3 separate regions of the Mus musculus genome follow, and regions 2 and 3 are each linked to region 1. A link is a loop called in an ENCODE intact Hi-C map of the cell type or tissue named here. Cell type or tissue: heart. All regions are shown on one strand.

Region 1 (2,500 bases):
TCTTAATGTCAGTCCACTCTACATCCTTGTCCAAGCTTCAGCAAAGCACTGCATACTCGGCAGAAATGTGACCGTTAGCTAAGGCCACACTTCATATGCTACTGCAGTCTGTAGATGTGAAACAGCACCTCTAAAGGGTAATAAGGCTCTATGAGCCAAACCTGGACACTCCCACAAAGATCAATTAGTCTTATTTTTCACTTTAAGGAGGATGGGAGCCCAAAAATGTTTCCTAACTAATTTGTTGCGAGTTTAAAAATACTTAAGGAGTTGGAAACTCAGTAAAGCTCTGCCCTCAACCTCTAATAAAACATCCGCATTAAGCATGGGGACTAGATGTGGGCTGAGCCGTTGCAAAGAAAGGTAACTTGAAGGATTTTAAAATAACTGAAATCTGATGTACACAGCCAAGTGTTGGGGGAGGGAAACATTAGCTGCTGGAAAAAAAGAAAGGCTTTGGCGTCTATAGAGCACACCCTGAGGCTCCCAAGGGGCTAACTCCATCCCAAACACCTCTACGCTGGAGAAGAGAGAGAGAGAGAGAGAGAGAGAGAGAGAGAGAGAGAGAGAGAGAGAGAGCCTGCTAGCCTGCTAGGGTCAGTTTGGGATGAAGGCAGAAATCCTGGCCGCAGTTGCTGGCCTAGACACCTGGCCTCCAGGGTCTTAGGATGCAGAGCAGCCCCCTCCGGCCCCTCTGGACTTGCAGGTGAGCGGACTAGTGCTCACTGGATCTCTGTGTAGACCTTCGATTTCCCCCTCCTTCCTCAAAAAGTGTAACTTCAGGCATCTTCCAGGGAGGAGAGGGGGTTGGGGAGAAGAGCAGAAAAAACAGGCCCCAGCATCTCCGGGGGTTTTGAAGGTAGGGAAGGAGAATGGCCATCCCTGCAGCAACCGCGTTTTCTCCTAGTACGCCCCTCCCCCAGTCCCCAGAACCTAGCGGCCAGGCTGTACTGGGCTCCCGGCTGGGGGTCCCTGGCGCGGACGCCAGGGCCCGCGTGGGTTGGGTGGGGTTGGGGTTAGCGGGATCCCCGAACCGCACGCTGAGTAGGCGACCACAATGTGCCTGTCCCAGAGCCCTGGGGAAGCAGGGTCACGAACGAGGGAGGGTGGACGGGTCCAGGCTGGGGCGCGCCCAGAGAACCGAGGCTAGTGGCAGGGTGCTGGCCGTCCCTCTCCATCCCTCCGCGGGTCCCCGGCACTTACCTCTGGGGGCGAGGGTATCCGCAGAAAAGGATGCCAGGGCGCGGCGAGCTGTGTCCGGGTTGGGCTCAGCGGCGGCAAGCGACCGCGGCGTCGCTGCTCATGGCTTGTCGCGCTCAGAGTGCTGCGGCCACGGCCGCGGCGGCGCCTCGGTCCTCGTCTTCTTCGCGGGCTCTGAGCCGGGACGCAGCTAACGCCCCAGCTCCGCAGCCCTGTTCCTCCTCCCCGGTGCCTCCCCGCCTGCAAGCGGAGCCGCCTCCAGCGCCGCCCCGCGCGCCGCCTGGCCCGCGGCAGCCAGCGCCGCCCAGCGCCCAGCCCCGGGGTCGCCGTCGGCTGCCGAGCCGCCGCCGCGGTGCCAGCCCCGCTGTGACGCAGGCAGCGATGCCCGGGAACTTCCTCCTCTGCCGAGACCACCAGGCGTCCAGGGCAGGCGGGCCCGCGCTGGGCGGGCCCCGGGTTCCCCACCGGGAAATCAAGCCTCTCCGCGGCTGGATGATTCCGCTGCTCAGAGCTGCCTACCTGGTTGGCACAGCAGGGAAGATCGGTCCTCTGCCTCCTGTGTGCAACCCTAACAATGCCAAAAAGCGGGTGGTTTCTGTGAGCCCGCCATCCGCTCTTACACCGCAGCTCCTCCCTGGGCTAAGTTGAAGCAGAGCGGCTGCTGCTAAAAATAGCCCTCCTGGGAACTCCCAGAGGGTCAGGTTGGAGATAACCCCTCCCCAGAGAATGAAAGGTCCAGGAAGCGGGTGGAGAGGGGGCGGTGGTATATATGAGGGGAACAGGGAAGAACGAAAAAAATCCGATGCCCGTAGTTTACAAAGCCTTAAGACCCTGGGCAACCTCAATCCCATTGACCAGCTGGCAGGAGTCCCTCGTTACTGGACCCTGCAAGATGGGCTTCTGGGCTTTGAGCAGCAGGTGCCGTTCCATATGAAAGCTCCGCCTACGATTTTGTGTGGGCAGAGGTGGGGATCGTGTGTGTGTGTGTGTGTGTGTGTGTGTGTGTGTGTGTGCAAAAGAGTTAACAATGTGCCCCGAACCACCTGTTGTTTAGACGATGTAGGGGAGGGATTCTCTCCCAGCCATTGATCTGAGCCTTGGGTTTGTCTGCCTATCTCTCTGCCCAATTATAGTTTAAAAGCACAAACTAGCATCTTGAAAGCTGGCATCTCCCTAAAAAGAAAAATTGCCTATTGGGGGAAAAAGTGCAGATAAGATCACTGTAGCAGTCGAGAGAGAGAGAGAGAGAGAGAGAGAGAGAGAGAGAGAGAGAGAGAGAGAGAGAGTTTGTCAGTAACCA
Region 2 (2,500 bases), 100 kb after region 1:
TGTCCTGGAAAGCAGTTATTGTTACTATTATCATTGTCATATGCAACAGTAGTAGTACTTTGGAGGGCACTGAAGCCCCAACCTTGCCTTTGCTAAGCCTGTTGGGGCTACACTCTCAGTCTCTAATTTCTTAACGGACACTGAACAAATTATCTAAATTGGTTTCACATTTACGATATTTTAAACGTTCTCTCTTATTTTTATATAGCAGTTGTTTTTGTTTTGTTTTGTTTTGTTTTTTCCTGTTAAGTTCTCAGACAAGACCAGAATGTATTCAAGAAGTCCATACGCTGGTATTGACTTTTAAATTTAGGTTTGTCCTCTGGGGTGGGGGTGCAAAGGGATCCTAGTGGTAGTTTTTCTAACCACACATCAAAGTCTTCCACAAACACATGACTATAAGCAACCTACGGACTTTGGGAAGTCAGTTGAGGACACGGATTACCGAGCCTCTTCCTTCTGACCTGTCAGCACCTGCAACCTAGGAGGAGGAACCACCGAGTCTTTAAATGGAAATCAGTTGACCCCTTCCAGCTCAAACGCTAAAATCACAGCTGTAGGCCAGTAAATACCCCAGAGCATAAAATGTCGACAGGAGGCTCCAGGGCAGGGGGCAAACGGCGGGGACCTGGTGTGGACCCCCTCGAGCGAGCGCCTTCACTTAAGGGGAGACCAGGGTGGAGAGGGAGGGCCTTTCCCTTCGGGGGCGGGGAGGGGGGTGGTGGATACACAGGTGCGTGTTCAGCCGTAGGGACAACGAAGGCACCGCCTGGGCGCGGCCGCCCCCTCCTCTCGCCCCATCTGACCCCAACATCCAGGAGAGGTGCCCGCAAGGGACCGCGCCCTCCTTCCCCCGGGGGCGTGGGAGCCGGGCGACCGCGGCTTAGCAGGTGACTGTGCCACCTGCCCGCAGCGGGAGACCCAGGTGAGGCGCCGCCAGGTAACAGCACCTGCCCTGCCGCCCCCACCTGCTGCTGCGCTCCCCCTTCCCCCGCCGTCCCCGCCTACCTTCGTGTCGGAGCCCCCAGGCCCGCGCTGCCCGGCCGGCCGGGGCGAGCCGAGCGGCCGGCGCCCGCACTCCGGCGGCTGCGGCTCAGCGGGAAGCCCCGGCGCTGCCCGGCTCGCCGCCCCGGAGCCGCTCCATTGTGACGCGGCGCGCGCGGCCGGCCAATGGGCGCGCGGCGGCGCGAACCGCTGACTAAGTTCGCGCGCGGAGGAGGAGCGGAGCGCGCGGGCTGCGCAGGCTGCGCAGGCGGGAGCCGGGGACGCGCAGCGCCGCCTCCGAGCCGCCCTTACCCGGATCGCTCCGCCACCCGGCCCGAGAGTCCACCCGGCCTTGGGACGAACCGCGGGGGCCGGTGACTCACCCTCCTGCTGCACACAAAGCGCAGCTGCCACCTCCCGGAGCCAACGCCATGCGGCCGCCCGGATGCACTCGCCCAGCCTGGCATCCGCGGTGCATGGCAGCCACACGCCTCGCCAGGAGCTGGGGCTGCATTCCAGAAACCCAGGAGCCGGGCCTTATGGCCGTTCCCCAGGCGCTCCACCCCAGCAGAAGACCCCTGCCTTCTCACGTGTGCACCCCTGAGAAACTTGTTATTGACACAACTTACTCTACCAGGAAGGGTGGGGTGTGCCGCGCAGAGCCTGCCTTAGTGAAGTCCCTTTAACGCTCTTTAAGTCGAGTGACTGGAAAGGTTGTAGGGCCCCTGGGAAGGAGGAGAAACTAAGCAGCTTCTGGGCCTCCAATACCATCTTTTTCTTTCCAGTGTCTTTATCTTCAGCGTGAGGTGACAAGATAGAGGGAGTACACATAATAGTATTTCATTGAGGATGGTCACCTGTCCCCCATCCACATTCTTCTCCTGTTAATGGCCCTGTATTTGAAGAGTAACAGTGTGCCTTGCAAGTTAAGCAAAAATTTAATCCAAATTCAGAACTCTGGGCTATTTAATAGTTCTATCCTCCTCCTCGAATCTTTAACTCCCCCACACCCTCCCTGTTCTGTTTTAAGCTCAGTCTTTGTCCAGGTTATTTCTAGCACAAGGATTCAATTCAGCAAGATTTGTATCTCTTAGTTGCTATGGTGTTCCCATCCCTAGGTAACAAAACACTCCCAGAGGAGTAAAAGAAGACAGCATTTGAGTCACCTGATCAGTTGGGCACCCAATACCTCCACACACTACGAAGGTGTGGAAGACTGCGCTGTATCCAGTAGCGACCAGTCATATCAGAACTCCAGCCCGAACTGCCCTGGAAGTCACTGCTATACCCGGTCCTTGTCCAATTCACTCTGAGTGGCAGTTGCATTGAGTCTGAAGCAAACATTGAAAACACTGTGAGGACTAACGGCTCCACAGCTAAGAGCACAGACTGTTCTTGCAGAAGACCAGAATTCTGTTCACAGCTGCCGACAACTCCAGCTCCAAACGTTCTGACACCCTCTTCTGGCCTCCAAAGGCATCCACACATATATGCACCTACATATATGTGCTCCCAC
Region 3 (2,500 bases), 110 kb after region 1:
TCAGAGGCCTGTGAGGTGGGCAGATGAGTGAGTGCTTCGTAACTGCAGATCGCTGACATCCTCTGGAGGAATGATGTGCAAGTGTGTTTCAGGAGACTGGAAACCACAGCAGTCACATGGGTGCATATGTCTCAAAATTAGTGTTTTGTTCCCAGGAAGCAATAAATGAATGAGTGAATGAATGAATGAAATGAGATTTGAGACTGGGGACCCATACCCCTGTCTTGTATATTCTGGGGTCACTCTAGTACTTTAGCCTCCAGTTCTGCCCTCATGAGCTGTCATAGTTTAACTTGTGAGAGTTCCAAATGAACACACATAAGAGATTGGGGTCTGCAGACTGGAGAGATGGTTCAGTGATTAGAGCGTGTCTCCCAGAGGACCCCGGTTCAGCTCCCAGCAGCCATGCTGAGTGGCTCACAGCCACCCATACCCAACTTTAGTCCCCCAGCACAGACACATAATTAAAACAAAAGAATAGATCTTAAAAACAAAGACTAAGGTTCCGAAGGGAAAAAGAGAAGGGGGGCTAATTAGTGATGATAAAGTAGAGACATTTACTGTGAGCTAGAAATTGTATTTACTACAGCGTTACTATGTATGGAATGACTCTTTGATCTTATCTCTTTCCAACCTAGCAGTCATGTGACTTTGAAGCGCCATATTATCTTCAGCTTTCTTTATTGACATGAGAATTGGACTCAGAATCCCAATCTGGAGGTTTAGGCACAATTCAAAATGCCACTTGGACTCTGAAGCAAAGTTGCTACTCTGGGCTTTGGCTAATGAGCTCATTGGTTCTTGTCAGGTTTCTTGTATCTAGATACAGATACAGGTGTCCTGTATCTAAGTTTACCTCTTTTTTTAAAAATTAATTTATTTATTATATAAATGAGTAACACCAGAAGAGGGCATTGGATCTCATTATAGATGGTAGTGAGCCACCATGTGGTTGCTGGGAATTGAACTCAGGACTTTTGGAAGAGCAGCCAGTGCCATCTCTCCAGCCCTAAGTTTACCTCTTAAAGAATAAATTTTGTGGAGGATTAAACAAAGCGTGTGTGTTACTAGGGAAATTCTAGGTATGTGCTGAATCCTGGGTTAGCATCAACTGTGATTGTGTTCTTGACTAAGTCTGGCCTTATACATACAGGTAGAGGGTGTAGCTAGGTATCTCCAAAGCTCCTCTGATCCGACTGCTATCAAACAAGGAGGGCTGGTTCTTCATATGCATTGAGGCTGGAGACAGGGAGACACCTCCCTTGAGCCTGGGTGCTGTCTTCTGTCAGTGAAGAGGAGACAAGGTAAAGACCTTTGTTAGACTATAAACTCCTTAAGTGTTTCCTTGTCCCCTAATGTCGTGTCTGGGAGCAGTGGACGGCCAGTAAACTGATAAAGAAAGTATCAAAAATGCCACTTTACCAGTTGTGTGGTAGCGGGCCTCAACTGCTTTCTTAACCTTTTTAAGCTTTGAAATGCGTAACATAAAATATGTGTAAGGCTTTGGCGCTCTCTGGTGGACAGAGTTATACCGCAGGAGTCCTTGGGTTTGCTTTTCAGACTCTAGATTCTGACTTGTGTTCAGTATTTTAGGAGCGAGTTGTGTCAAATAGACACATTGCACTATGTTGCCAGTGTGGATGTGGTTCCTTGTCATGACAGAAAGTGGTTCATATGCCAGGGGTCATTGCTTTGTCTCGTATTACTGTCCTTTGTCCAAAATGTTTGCTTCTAAAAATTTGTAGAGTGGGTTCCTTCATTATTCTTCATAATAGTGCAGTACCTAGATGTGAATGTGAAGGCTGAAAAGGCTAGGCTAAAAAAAAGAGAATAGGAAACACTGCAGATCCTCTACTGAGGAGTTGTATCTAGAGTGGAAAAAGGTTGGAGCAGGAAGATTCTTCAGTCTGAAAAGGTGCTTGCTGTTAAGTCTGACAACCTGAGTCCAAACCTGGAAGCTATATACTAGGAGAAAACAAACTACTGCAGCTGTACTGTGACCGCCCCGTGAACACACACGCACGCGCACACACACACACACACACACACACTTTAAAAAAATCCAAGTGTTGAGGCATTTGTATGCCACAGAAGCATTGGAAAGTGTTGGTTTGAATCATTAACCAGAACCCCACTATTCAAAAGCAAAAGTTACCATACTCAGACCCAGAAACCTAAGCGAGCTGGCAGGTTAGTAACTCCAGCTACAAAGTAACCCAGTTTGGCCTGTGAATGCTGTGAGAATTGTAGTTAAGACATCTGGAAGGCCTTGGACACGCTTTCTAACGTTTCCTCTGCTTTCTCAATGAGAATCAAAGAACGACAGTGTGATTGGAGGCGTTGTTGATTGCTTGGAGTTCACACTGTGCTTTGTCCCGTTACAATGTATTTTGTCAGATAGCATTCAATCTTTGTTTCTGGGGTTGCAGAGGAAGTGACTGGATCAGTAAAATAGATTCAGAAACCACAGCTGGATGAGGACAGAAACCATAGCTGGCAC

Evidence for each region. Peaks named below come from ENCODE experiments on the same cell type or tissue, not always from the same donor. Only the 100,000 strongest peaks of a DNase experiment are listed, where the experiment ranks them.
Region 2: a loop joins it to region 1, with 2.5 times the contacts of the local background. A loop is called at or near these places in 7 of 42 quality-filtered maps.
Region 3: a loop joins it to region 1, with 5 times the contacts of the local background. A loop is called at or near these places in 7 of 42 quality-filtered maps.

The regions. Positions count from the first base shown.
Region 1 is chr5:105,518,334-105,520,833 of GRCm38, reverse strand. It overlaps Lrrc8c (leucine rich repeat containing 8 family, member C), which reads right to left and starts at 1,363. Exons shown (of 4, transcript NM_133897.2): 1 at 1,204-1,363. In heart, a CTCF peak has its summit at 1,474; DNase peaks (open chromatin) are centred at 1,043 and 1,513; H3K4me3 peaks cover 2,500 bases; H3K27ac peaks cover 2,500 bases.
Region 2 is chr5:105,414,421-105,416,920 of GRCm38, reverse strand. It overlaps Lrrc8b (leucine rich repeat containing 8 family, member B), which reads right to left and starts at 1,146. Exons shown (of 5, transcript NM_001033550.3): 1 at 1,009-1,146. 4930542N06Rik (a long non-coding RNA gene) reads left to right here and starts at 1,745. Exons shown (of 2, transcript XR_389449.3): 1 at 1,745-2,500. In heart, a CTCF peak has its summit at 1,380; a DNase peak (open chromatin) is centred at 1,230; H3K4me3 peaks cover 1,847 bases; H3K27ac peaks cover 1,863 bases.
Region 3 is chr5:105,404,176-105,406,675 of GRCm38, reverse strand. Gm26519 (predicted gene, 26519) reads right to left here. Exons shown (of 3, transcript NR_166586.1): 3 at 1-1,282. Among named protein-coding and RNA genes, the nearest start is that of Gm32051, 3.9 kb to the left of the region's middle. In heart, a CTCF peak has its summit at 1,525 (motif pointing left); no DNase peak of the experiment used is centred here.